2 separate regions of the Homo sapiens genome follow, and region 1 is linked to region 2. Evidence: chromatin contacts called from ENCODE Hi-C or POLR2A ChIA-PET data. All regions are on one chromosome and are shown on one strand. Each heading gives the region's core, a stretch centred on a gene start or an enhancer-like site at or near the end of the contact. The rest is flanking DNA. Distances are from core to core; before and after follow the strand shown. Region 1 overlaps LINC02945 (long intergenic non-protein coding RNA 2945). Region 2 holds the start of TIFA (TRAF interacting protein with forkhead associated domain).

Evidence for each region. A loop is a pair of places that touch in the nucleus more often than their neighbours do. ChIA-PET counts read pairs that join two places held with the same protein, here RNA polymerase II (POLR2A). Pooled maps may share reads with other maps.
Region 1: a loop to region 2 is called in a pooled map, with 5 times the contacts of the local background. The contact joins the enhancer-like site here to the promoter of TIFA in region 2. A Hi-C loop is called at or near these places in 8 of 50 pooled maps. POLR2A ChIA-PET finds 5 or more read pairs at or near these places in 4 of 52 experiments (GM12878, HEK293, PC-3 and 1 more).

The regions. Positions count from the first base shown.
Region 1 is chr4:112,081,692-112,088,115 of GRCh38, reverse strand. All of the region lies in intron 1 of LINC02945 (long intergenic non-protein coding RNA 2945), which reads left to right. Among named protein-coding and RNA genes, the nearest start is that of LINC02945, 27 kb to the left of the region's middle. RefSeq lists enhancers at 781-1,349, 4,549-4,843, 4,243-5,442. Within about 2 kb of position 4,800, at least 6 of the 41 ENCODE cell types and tissues checked have a DNase peak (open chromatin) inside an H3K27ac peak, as active enhancers do; they include PC-3, where a contact is called at or near this core.
Region 2 is chr4:112,283,894-112,290,864 of GRCh38, reverse strand. TIFA (TRAF interacting protein with forkhead associated domain) reads left to right here and starts at 4,961. Exons shown (of 2, transcript NM_052864.3): 1 at 4,961-5,225. RefSeq lists enhancers at 3,230-3,349, 5,859-5,978, 6,009-6,188 and a silencer at 4,909-5,218.

The DNA.
Region 1 (6,424 bases), core at 3,551-6,050, 200 kb after region 2:
CTGATGGGCTTCCCTTTGAGGGTAACTCACCTTTCTCTCTGGCCGCCCTTAACACTTTTTCCTTCATTTCAACTTTGGTGAATCTGACAATTATGTGTCTTGGAATTGCTCTTCTCAAGGAGTATCTTTGTGGCGTTCTCCATATTTCCTGAATCTGAACGTTGGCCTGCCTTGCTAGATTGGGGAAGTTCTCCTGGATAATATCCTGCAGAGTGTTTTCCAGCTTGGTTCCATTCTCCCCATCACTTTCAGGTACACCAATCAGACGTAGATTTGGTCTTTTCACATAGTCCCATATTTCTTGGAGGCTTTGCTCATTTCTTTTTATTCTTTTTTCTCTAAACTTCCCTTCTCGCTTCATTTCATTCATTTCATCTTCCATTGCTGATACCCTTTCTTCCAGTTGACCGCATCGGCTCCTGAGGCTTCTGCATTCTTCACGTAGTTCTCGAGCCTTGGTTTTCAGCTCCATCAGCTCCTTTAAGCACTTCTCTGTATTGGTTATTCTAGTTATACATTCTTCTAAATTTTTTTCAAAGTTTTCAACTTTTTTGCCTTTGGTTTGAATGTCCTCCCGTAGCTCAGAGTAATTTGATCGTCTGAAGCCTTCTTCTCTCACCTCGTCAAAGTCATTCTCCATCCAGCTTTGTTCTGTTGCTGGTGAGGAACTGCATTCCTTTGGAGGAGGAGAAGCGCTATGCGTTTTAGGGTTTCCCGTTTTTCTGTTCTGTTTTTTCCCCATCTTTGTGGTTTTATCTACTTTTGGTCTTTGATGATGGTGATGTACAGATGGGTTTTTGGTGTGGATGTCCTTTCTGTTTGTTAGTTTTCCTTCTAACAGACAGGACCCTCAGCTGCAGGTCTGTCGGAATACCCTGCCGTGTGAGGTGTCAGTGTGCCCCTGCTGAGGGGTGCCTCCCAGTTAGGCTGCTCGGGGGTCAGGGGTCAGGGACCCACTTGAGGAGGCAATCTCCCCATTCTCAGATCTCCAGCTGCATGCTGAGAGATCCACTGCTCTCTTCAAAGCTGTCAGACAGGGACATTTAAGTCTGCAGAGGTTACTGCTGTCTTTTTGTTTGTCTGTGCCCTGCCCCCAGAGGTGGAGCCTACAGAGGCAGGCAGGCCTCCTTGAGCTGTGGTGGGCTCCACCCAGTTCGAGCTTCCAGGCTGCTTTGTTTACCTAAGGAAGCCTGGGCAATGGCGGGCACCCCTCCCCCCAGCCTTGCTGCTGCCTTGCAGTTTGATCTCAGACTGCTGTGCTAGCAATCAGTGAGAGGACTCCGTGGGCGTAGGACCCTCCGAGCGAGGTGCGGGATATAATCTCGTGGTGCGCCGTTTTTTATGCCAGTCCGAAAAGCGCAATATTCGGGTGGGAGTGACCCGATTTTCCAGGTGCGTCCGTCACCCCTTTCTTTGACTCGGAAAGGGAACTCCCTGATCCATTGCACTTCCCAAGTGAGGCAATGCCTCGCCCTGCTTCGGCTCACGCACGGTGCGCACACCCACTGACCTGCGCCCACTGTCTGGCACTCCCTAGTGAGATGAACCCGGTACCTCAGATGGAAATGCAGAAATCACCCGTCTTCTGAGTCGCTCACGCTGGGAGCTGTAGACGGGAGCTGTTCCTATTCGGCCATCTTGGCTCCTCCTCCAAGAGGGCAATTTTATAATATATACCAAAAACTTTAAAATGTTCATATCCTTGAGACAGAAATTCCACCTCCAGGGATTTATCTTAAGGCTGCATAGAGACTTTTTTTGTGGTATCTACCCAGCCTATGCCTCCTTTCTTTGGACTCAAGGGAAAGACTCTCATGTCAGTGAGCTTGAGGAGGAGAGAAAGCCACTAGGTACAAGGAAGGGAAGAGTTATCAGTGGACAGCACAATGAATTCAGGCTATGACACATCCTGTCTGCTTCAAACAAACAGCAATGCTAGACAAGTTTTATAAGAAGATATGTGGAAGTACCTGGCCAACTCAAAACAAGGCAAACATTTCCATAGACCACAAATAAGACTTGAAAAATTATAGTAGGGAACAGAGATGAAATCAAGAGCCTGCCAGACTCCAGATCCCAATGTGGGCATCAAAGGCAAATAGGATTTTGGAGAAGATGCAGACCTCTGCCGCTGCCCCACCCCCGATACTGAAGAAAGCTCTTTTGTGAAATGTAAAGATCATCTCACATGGACAAAGCACTCAGGTGAGAAAGATGGGGTGGAAGAAGTGAGTATCATTTCTGGTGTTGATAAGTAGGGAATGACTGAGTGCATTTTTGAAGTGAGAAGTAGTTCCCCTCATCACAGACTAATGCCTAGAATAAGATTGTGAGTAAGAAAAGGAGGTATAAGCACAAGACACAGAACACATAAGAAAAAAAGCCTAGTTGTGTTAGTTGTGTGACATTTAGTAGTTTTGTTAGTTAGAAGGATTTGGAGATTGCTATCAGAACCTACTGTGTATCTGTTATCATTTATTTAATATAAATATGAATTATAAATTGCATCTCTCTCTCAAACACACAGATACAGGCAGAAAGTGAAAATGGGTGTCTTCTGAGGGAAGTGACAGAGATGGCAATTTCTAGTGATCTTACATCCGGGGTTTCCAGTTCCTTATGAGGCCTATTACCTAAGGTTGTGGGTTTTGTGCAATAACCCTGGATCCTTATATTAAGTTTCGCTTTTTAACTTAAGCTCTTTTCTACTTATTTGAGCGATTTTTTTGTTCTTTAAACAAAGGGAGCCTTGGCTAAGCCAAGAAATAATGGGCCTGGACCCAAATTTTACGTATGAGGATGTTTGCTGAGGAACTATGTTTAACAGTGAAAAACTGAAAGGAATGTAAATGGCATGATATAGGGAGGGTTCAGTCAGTGATGGAGTGGTCATATGCTGGAATAGCATGCAGCTGTTAAAAGTGTATTATAGCAGGACATGAAAAGTTTGGGCAAATGTACATAACGTTATTTAGGAGGGAGGGGGTCTTATGTTTTTCATTGTCATCTCTTCCTCTGATGTCTTCCTGAGATTCTAACTTCTATTATGTTCTCACTTCTTGCCTTTTCCCTCAGTTTTCTTAAAACACAACTCATATCAACATTTACATAGATGAGAATTCATTGAACATCCAGGGGTGTCACAGCAAGGGGTTTGCATTATGGGATAGCAGGACACAAGGCAAACAATGTAAGACTAGATGCTACACATTCTTGTTCTTGAATGTCTCTTGGGAATTCCCAACACTGAGAACTTCTTCCTGGCTTCTCTCTCTCACTTCTCTGTTTGGCTCTTTCATTGCCCAGAAAGTCTCAAAATCCTTTTACTTGTTAGGCAAAACAATTTAATTTTGCCATTCTTCTGCTTACTATACTATGTCCTGGGGACCATCACTTCACTTCACAATGAAATAATTTACCAAGGAACAAAAGATAGCAAGATAGTGCTCTTCTCTAAGAAAACTGCTACTTCTATCTTTTAAATAACATCTCTTTGTTCTCTCTACTATATCTAACTCCTCCCCTGCCCCTTAACACTGATAAAATGTGTAATGTATAACAAAAATATTAAACAATGTTTATCTCTGAGTAGTGAATATTATTTTTCTTTTTTATTATTTTCTATTTTTAAATTTTCTAGAGTGTACATGTAGCTTTTAAAAATCAGAAAAATGTTATAAAAATTGTAATTCTGGTAGTACATTAATCAGGGTAGGCTAACTGCTGAATAAAAGCTTCAAAATTTTTAGCAGCTTAATAACTAACATACAGTATTCTTTTTTGCTCACACAATATTTCTACTAGGATATTCCTAGCTTCCTCCACGTGGTGACTCAGGAGCCCAGACTTTTTCTATCTAATGGCTCTGCTATTTACTAGGGTCTTGGATTCCTCTATTGGGTCTTCTGAATCTAGCTAGCAAACAAAGGAAGAAATAAATGGTACAAGATTGGCAGAAGTTATTTTTAGAAGCCACGCCTTAAAGTGGCATATTTTACTTTTGTTTATTTATGACTGGAAGATGAACTCTAGTTGTGTGGTCAGGAGGAAGAAAAAAATGAGGCTTAGTGAACAGATACACAGATCATATGTTGGAGGGGAAATATCATGGGCTTTGGATACAACAGGCCTGGATTTAAATCTCAGCTCCTCTAGTAATATAATAGACAACATGTTAGAATTCAAATAATCAACATTGAACAAACACTAATTGGGAATCTATTAGTTCTTGGCATTGTCTTATGTGCAGATAATATAGAGACAAAAAAAAATTCTCTCCATGGGAGAAGAGCAACAGTCTAGTAGGGAAGTGCACAGTTCTCTCCTCTCTGAGTGGAAGGACATTGCAATGTGGTGAGGAAAGTGCAGCCATAGATGTCTGTGTCAAGATACCCTGGGAGCGCAGATATGCCTGTGATTAATCCAATGAGAGATGGAAAGAAGGACCCTGAAGAACTTCTATGAGGGGGTTTCTTATTTACTTGGACTTTAAGGACAAATAGCCACCCTTCAGGAAAGTAGTGTTTGAGGGAGGACATTTCCTTTGAAATAAAATCATGGACAAGTCCCGAGAGGTGAAAAGATCATGCTCAGGAAACTCTGAATAAAAGAGAAATCACAGGAAAAGCCATAAACATGAGTCAGCCAGGTCTCAAACAATAAATATTCCAAAACATTCACCTTTGAGCAGATGAGTCATTTTTCCTCCAGGATCATGGGGATAATATGCATTCAGGGAAGGAGGAAACACAGCCACAAATGAGGTCAAGGATGACAGAGAAGAAAACATGTGGCCTTCTTGGATAAGTTACTACAGCCTTCTCTCATAAATTAATAATGTTGGGGCCTTGCCAAGAAATGTCATCATTGGTTTTTAAGTAATAAATGACTTAGGATTTCTCTGGTATATGAAATGTAAATGGGACTATCCATACAGGCAAGAAAGAGGTTGGGGTGAATTTGCAAGGTAAGCAGTGCAGGTGGGTGTACCTAAAAGCCTCACGAACTCTTTTTCATGTGAGTAATAGAAATATCCTGTTAATAAATGCCAACTTCAAATGGTGCACATATAAAACAAGTGTGTATGCATATATAGGTATATATATTTAAAATTCAGGTCAAGTTGAATTTCCATGGACTATATTCCATATGTGGTAATTCCATACTTAACTTTTTAAGAAGCCACCATACTCGCTCGATACGTGTAATTAAGCAACATGTTAGGCTGGGCACGGTGGCTCATGCCTGTAATCCCAGCAATTTGGGAGACTGAGGCATGTGGATTGCTTGAGCCCAGGAGTTTGAGACCATCCTGGGCAACATGGTGAAACCCTGTCTCTACAAAAATTACAAAAATTAGCCGGGCATGATGGCACTTGCCTGTAGTCCCAGCTAGTTGGGAGACTGAGGTGGGGGGATCGCTTGAGCCCAGGAGGTGGAGGTTGCAGTGAGCTGAATGCTGCCTGATTTTCATCCTCAAAAGAGGACTCTTGTTTGACATAGGCTGAGTCCCAAGGCAAGTTGAAGTTAGTACCTTTGTTAGTAGGTTAGTGATATATAGCTACCACTAGAAAAGGTTTTTCTGATCTTATTTTGATGTAGGCCTTACCACAATGTGTCTTTCTAGACAAATCCATGCATACATCATAATTATAAACCACATTTTTTGGCTTATATGGTGATTATGGAAAACAATAACAGCTCCTGCTTCATTTGCTTTTTCCTTAGCTATGCATCTTGTTGTTTTATTAACCACCTACCAACTCCTTAATTCCCTAAACATTTACAACCTGAATATTTTGCTGAGGTACATCTCCTTTTTTAATAGTAAGACTTGTTGCTAAATGCCATTAGGAAACTTAGTAAATATTGGTCCTCTGAGTGTGGGAACTTATGTAATTACTTATGATGACTTAAAAAAGGACTCTCTCTTGCTTGGTGGCATTACTTTTATAAAACATCATTGCACACTTTGTTGAAAGTCCAGCTACATATGTTCAGCCAAATGTTCTCCTTCAGGTTTATATAATTATCAGTTTCGAGCATCTTTCCACATGGTGAAGTCTCTGGAAATAGGAATACCAGATGAAACCTACCTAAGGAATTTATCTTGGTAAACTCTATTAAAAATTTTTAAGCAGGTTATTTTTTTCATCCTTTACTTTAGACAAAGCCAAAGCAGAGAGTTTGATGAAAGATAAATTGTAAAAATTTATCTTTTTACAATTAGAAGGTTATTAGAAAATACACATTTTTAAACCACTGTGGAAAATGCCATAACGGCATCTTCTGGGAAAAAGACAAATGGAAAATCCATGAAAAATTGATTATTAATAGAGTGTCAAAATTCCCCATTAGAAATGGACACTCTGTCGTCATTTTTTACAATATATTCCTAATCTTTTCACCCGAGAAATAAATGGTA
Region 2 (6,971 bases), core at 3,712-6,211:
ACAGAGATCGCACCACTGCACTCCAGCCTGGATGACAGAATGAGACCCTGTCTCAAAAAAAGAAAACAAAAACAAAAACAAAATCTCACCTGATTAGGCCCAGCCCAGCTGGATCATCTCCCATTTTGTTAACTCAAAGATAACTGATTATAAACCTAATCGCCATAGTGATATTACAACATATTTATAGGTTCTACCTCTTTTCAAGAGGAGATTATACAAATTGTGCATACCAGGGGGTGAAGACCTAGGGAGCCATTTTAGAATTCTGCCTCCCACAGCACCTTTCCCACAACTGCCTCCAGCGTGGGACAGAAATGATGGCCCAAACAGGCTGACTCATTCCTCTCCCTGCACCCTTGAGAGGCCTTGTCTTTAGGGGATCCACTTTTCTCCTCACCATCTGACTGTTTTCTTGAGAGCCTGAATTTTGTTGTAAACCTCCATCATATGAAAAATATTAAGGCTTTAAAGCATTGAGACCTGTCTCTTGGGGGATTTCTCTTACTCGACTCTTCTTTAAAAGTCTGTATGTGTTTGTAACTGTAACACATGAAGATAATTACAAAAAGCCAAACTGTTGGAAAAAGGACACAGTGAGAACTCTCTGCCTGACTCCAGCCTTCTGTCCTCTGTCAGCCATGTTCTCCTCAGAATTAACCAACATTATCCATTCTATCTCCTTGGATAGTTCACATATTTATGTTTTTCCACAAATGCTAGCATTTTTGTTCTGCACTCTGTTTTCTTTAGTAGTGCATCCTTCACACATAGATTTAAAATGCTCATTTTATTTTTCAATTTTTTTTTTTTTTTGAGACAGAGTCTTACTCTGTTGCCCAGACTGGAGTGCAGTGGCATGATCTCTGCTCACTGCAACCTCCACCTCCCACGTTCAAGCGATTCTCATGTCTCAGCTTTCTGAGTAGCTGGGACTACAGGTGCATGCCACCACTTATGGCTAATTTTTGCATTTTTAGTAGAGACAGGGTTTCACCAGTTTGGCCAGGCTGGTCTCAAACTCCTGGCCTCAAGTGATCTGCCTGCCTGCCTTAGCCTCTCAAAGTGCTAGGATTGCAGGTGTGAGCCACTGGGCTCGGCTTTAAGTTGTTAATTTTAATTGTGGTCACTTGACTTCAAGAACAGGGAAGAGGAAGAGATTTGGGCTGCCGCCTGTCCCTCATTTAGGAACTAGTGGAAAACGATTTAGGTCAGCTATCTCAGGTGATTCTAAATGTTTTCACTTGTTAGCAGAGAGCATCCACCATGAGGCGGTGAGACACACTTGAGCTGAACTGCACATAATGTAAACGTCAGGGCCGGACAGGGGAGAGTTAGACAAGTGTGGGTCTCAGGTGCTTAGAACGCCTTGGACAGAAAGCGAGGTCATATAATTCATTTATCAGCAAGTAACACAAACATGCACCTCTTCTTTTTTTTTACATGGTGTGATTGTATTACCACAAATTAGCTGCTTTTATTTTTTATGTTAAATAACATACAGTAGGCGTTTAATGTACATCATCTTAATTATGGGCTAGCAAAAATATCTAAAACTCTTAAGATTCTTGCCACGGAAAAACTTTGTATTTCCAAACAACCAAGTAACTTAATTAGAAATTATATTGACCCATGTCATGGGGATGAGGGATGATGATAACAGGAAGTGATGGCATGCCATCAATTGAATAGGAGAGCCAAGATAAATTTTTACTTTTTTTTTAAACGTTAATACAATTTAGAAATTTCAAATTGTTCAAAGCTGGATCGAAATATAATGGATTATGGGCATTTTATGTTATTTTCAAATTAAATGATGGGTCATTGGTAATTAAAACAGTAAATCCCTCCTTTCTGTATCAATAACACATGCCTACTGTTTTCGTCTATTTTGAATACAATCCTAGCCCAACTTTTAGTATAGTCATTTCCCTGAAGGGTTTCTTGTAATTTTTTCCTGAAAGCATTTATGTTACTTCCTATAACCCCAACACCACTCAGGGCATTTGGTTGTAGCAAGTGAGGTTAACCAAGTTTAAAATCCTGTTGAATTCACAGGAGAGTTTAACTGCATCTGTCTAATTTAAAAGATGTTGGCAGCCCATGAGCAGTTCTATGTGCAAGAGAAAGTTTCACACTTTAAGGCTATGTCAGGATCAGATAATGAATTTATCAAAATGACACGATCACATTGAAACAAAAATATTTTTGTTTTTTGGTTTTTCTTTTCAAAAAGAAAAACCGCAATAAGAGGGCCTCAAAGGTGATTTCCAGCTGCTATGTTCTCATTAGCATATTTGTAACGGTGGCACACAGTGGAAGCCTTACATTTCCTCAGTCTGATGTAACTTTGGCCAAAGTACTTTCAGACTTTAGTAATTTGCTTGTTTTAAGAGAAATAATAGCCTGAGATGAGGATATTTGTATAAACCCCTTCCTGAAATGTCTAGTACCTTTCATTGCATAATTAAAATTCCTATTGTGTTTCTTTAACAGTAAAGACATTTTCGTTATCAAAGAATGATGTTCATGTTTTAAATAATAACTAAAATAATCTCTTCATTAAAAATAATCATTTTTAATGGTTTTATACAAACTGAAACAATAATAAAGCCCATATTACAAATTACTTTGCCTAATTTAGATATGAGTGACTTAAAATTGCTTCTTTTGCAAATGTCCCCTGGTGATTTTCAGAAAACTTAATAAATTGAAAGTACAGAAATAAATAGTCACTTTTTTGGGGGCTCTGGCCTTATTCAAGCTTTTAGAAATTTTCTGGGCCTTTTGTCAGTTTTCAAATTAGAGATTGGAAACTCCAATTCTGATAATACTGTTCTACTGTATGAGTTCACTGACATAATCAGATAGCACGTCTTATCTTCCACCTGCTCTCATGTTCATCAGCTGAGAGAAGGTACCCTGACTGTCACTTCTAGAGAAGAAATAATAAATGTTGATGATTAACAAAATTGCAGCCCTTACGGGAATCTGCCTCACTTGTAAATGTACCCTTCTTTCCCCACAGTCACTGTACTTGATTATACCTAGCTCTGACACAGTTCAAAACTTAACCGCACCCATAGCACCTCTTTATCAGGTGGACATCAGTGTCATTTTATTGCCAGTGAAACTGATCCACAAACAAGCAACTCTCCTGAACTCAAGGACAGAAGACAGACAAGGGGCTTCCACTCATTTCCATCATCAGAATTTGGTTTCCCATGCGAAGAAGTAGGCCGCTGTGATCTCAGCCAAGCCAAGTTTTGTCCTCCTTCCTCTATCTATCCTCAGTCTTCTTTCTCCTTCTATGGCAAGGGTCCCCAACCTCTGGGCCATGGACTGGCAGTGGTCCATGGACTGTTAGGAACCCAGCGGCAAAGCAGGAGGTGTGCTCAGGGCCAGCAAGCGAAGCTTCATCTGTATTTACAGCTGCTAACCGTCACCTGTGTTACTGCCTGAGCTCTGTTTCCTGTCAGATCACTGGGGCATTAGATTCTTATAGGAGCAGGAACCCTGCACATGGGAGGGATCTAGGTTGCCCGCTTCTTATGAGAATCTAATGCCTGATGATCTGTCACTGTCTCCCATCACCCCCAAATGTGTCCGTCTAGTTGCATGAAAACAAGCTCAGGACTTCCACTGATTCGACATTATGGTGAGTTGTATAATTATCTCATTATATATTACAATGCAATAATAATAGAAATAAAGTGCACAATAAATGAAATGGGCTTGAATCATCCTGAAACCATCTCCCGTGGCCCCAACCCCAGTCTGTGGAAAAAGTCTTCCATGACACTGGTTCCCAACAGGGATTGCTGGTCTCTACAGTGTCTATCCTCTCTCTCTCTTTTTCTTTAAACAGAGTCTCACTCTGTTGCCCAGACTGGCGTGCAATGGCGCCATCCCGGCCTCACTGCAACCTCTGCCTCCCGGATTCAAGTGATTCTCCTGCCTCAGCCTCCCGAGTAGTTGGGATTACAGGCACCCACCACCAAGCCCAACTAACTTTTGTATTTTTAGTAGAGATGGAATTTCGTCATGTTGGCCAGGCTGGTCTCAAACTCCTGGCCTCGTGATCCGCCCACCTCGGCCTCCCAAAGTGCTGGGATTACAGGTTTGAGCCACGGCACCCGGGTCTATCCTCTCTTGACACCTACTCTCCTTAGGTTCTTCACACTTAGGTGATTCCAAATCTTTTCACTGAGGCAGAAAGGTAGCATTACCTTCTTCTAAGCTATAAAGGACTCCTGAGAGGTGTTTCCCATTTCATCATGTACCAGCTTTTACTTGTGGACTCTGGATGTCCATTACGATGCAAGCGGCAGGAGAGAAAGCGACTGGACTGCTCTGCTGGGTGTAAGGCGAGGGCAACCTGGAGCAAGTTCAAATCCCGCCTCTGCGGGAGGCAGAGGTTGCAGTGAGCCGAGATGGCGCCACTGCACTCCAGCATGGGCGACACGGTGAGACTCGTCTCAAAAAAAGAAAAAAAGAAAAAAAAAATTCCACTTCTGCTCGCCACACTCCACCATTCTCTGAGCCTCGGTTTACTCATGTGTAAGGGGGACTGCGATGATTAGAGGAGCTCGTGCATGCCACGCACTGGCTTGCTTGGTATCCTTGGAGTCACCGAAAGATTAGTTCAGCTCCCCGCCTGCCCACGCCCTGGGGCAACACTCATTTTGGGGAAAAGTCCTCCTTAATGCTGAAGTGATCCAGTTCCCTTCTTTTCTCTAGCTCGCCAATCGGGCTGGAGGAGAGGCCACTCGTTTGGGAAGGCGCGGTCCGGGTCGGTGTACCGCGCACCAAACCCTGCCAGAGAACTGAGAGAGGCGGCCAGGGGGCTGGGTACCTGGTGAGAAAGGCGCCAGCTGCCGGGTCACCTCGAGAGGAAGGAAGGGGCGGGAGCGCGAGTGGAGCGGGCGGAGCCTGAAAACCTCCGCGCCACCGCTGCGCTCTTTACAAAGGCCCCGGGCGCGAGAGGACGTGCTCTGCCAGCCAGTGGGAAGGCAGGCCGCGCGCGCGGGAGCGCGGGAGGATCGGCGGCTCGCGGTCACTGGTCCCTGGCTCGGTTCCCCGCACCCCGGGGCTCACACTTACCCGCGCGGAGGAGCAGCGGCCGGGTGTCCACCCCCATCCTGCGCCCAGTCTCCTCGATTCCCCTCGCTCTGAGCCGGGAGAGCCGAACAGCTGAAGAGAGTTCACTGACTCCCCAGCCCCAGGTACTTGCGGGGCGGCGGGCTGGGGGTGAGGTGGGGACTGGCCCTTTTCTGTTTATCCCGCAAAGACAGCAGCTTTGTCCAGGAGATTTTGGGGGTGTCGGATCGGAAGTCATCCCCCGCTGCTCCTGCTCACCTGGCACACGCTCACCATATGCTAAGGAAAGCCTGCAAAAATTATAGACAGCACCTCCCTGTTTTATAAAATATGAGAATATTTACATAAATGAGGAAACATTGGAGATGGGGGTGTGTTTTCTCTGTACTTTGGTATTCTTTTCAACGTTTTTCTAATCAGAAAACAAAAACGAATGCCATTTATGCAGTGTGGCTCCAGAGCAGTTGTGCGTGACCCCCCTCCCCCGCTTGCCAACTGCTACGGCCCCACGCTCTCGGTGGCCAAGCGAGACCTTTCTGAGGGGCCCTGGGCTCCCTGGAGTGCCGAGGTCCTTGGTCCTAGACCTGACTCCTTGCTTCAGTCTGGTTCATGAGAGAAATATAGTAATCCGTTGTTTTCTGGGACTTTCCCCAGATTTCAGATTGAAAGGTGGAATTTCCCAAATCCTCTGAAGCCAAAATCCACACTGAGCCTCACTGCGGATTTCCGCAGCCACCAGGAAGTGGGACTGGACCCCAGGTCAGGCCAGTCAAGTAGAGTGGGAGAAAGAAAATCTCATGTCTGAAAGACACCGAGCTTTCCTAAGGGTTTCCTCCTGCTGTTTGGTTTTCACTTTTTTTTTTTTTTTTTGATTCTTTGTTTTTGCAAGACCTGTGGTTTTAGTATTAATTCTGCCAAACAGCTGTGCCAGAGTTCACAAATATCTTCAGAGCCACACTTCAGGGTGATCCTGTTGAGCAGGGTTAGACAGGAGGATAACTTGGTCCTTTGCTCTGCTTCCAAGTTTCTGTTCCCCTCCTGTGTGCTCAGTGTTCGGTATTCGTTAGGGAGAAAAGCCTTGAAACTTCCTACTTGCAACCACCCAAAGACATACTCTTTCTTGAGAATATATTCAGGGGGAACTGGGGAGGCGAGGGGGTTGGGGGGAAATGAAAGTAAACATTTTCACCATCCAGAGCAGACCCCATTAGTTTGGTCAATCCTGTTTTAAAAAATAGACTTCTTAAAGCATGAGAAATCTGGTTGGCATGCATGACCACCCAGGGGTGCCAAGCTTTCTGTTAAACTGCTTAGACATCTGGGTCCTTGTAGCGAAAATATTTCTGTATATGTTTTTGTTTATGGCATTTTAAGGCCGAACACCCTTTGGCAAGGAGAGGTGGTATGTCTCTTCACGGGCTTTGCAGGACCTTAGTGAGTGTGTGTGTACGTGTGTGTGTGTGTGTGTGTGTGTTGTGTTGCAGGGAGGGTAGCAGAGGTGGAGGTGCTGTTTTTGCACATAGCACCTCTACACGTATCCATTCTTCTTTCCCCAGAGAGGAGTCAGAAGCCTTGCCCTCGATCTAACTCTTCTCTTCCCAACTCTAAGCCTCCCAGGTTAAGTGTATACATCCTGATGTCCAGCACAGAAGAGCTGGACACTCAAGATGCAGCATCTATGCCTTCTGTATTCAGCTTTCAGAGACAGAGTTCCCAACTGCAGTGCTTATTTTTATTTCTATATTTATTGTATTTCCTTTGTTAACACAGATATTATTGTTTGTCAGATATTAATCAGTGTTTTACAACTTTTCCATGTCAGATATCACAGTTTACCCCTTTAATAATACTTTGCTAATCTCCAACCACTG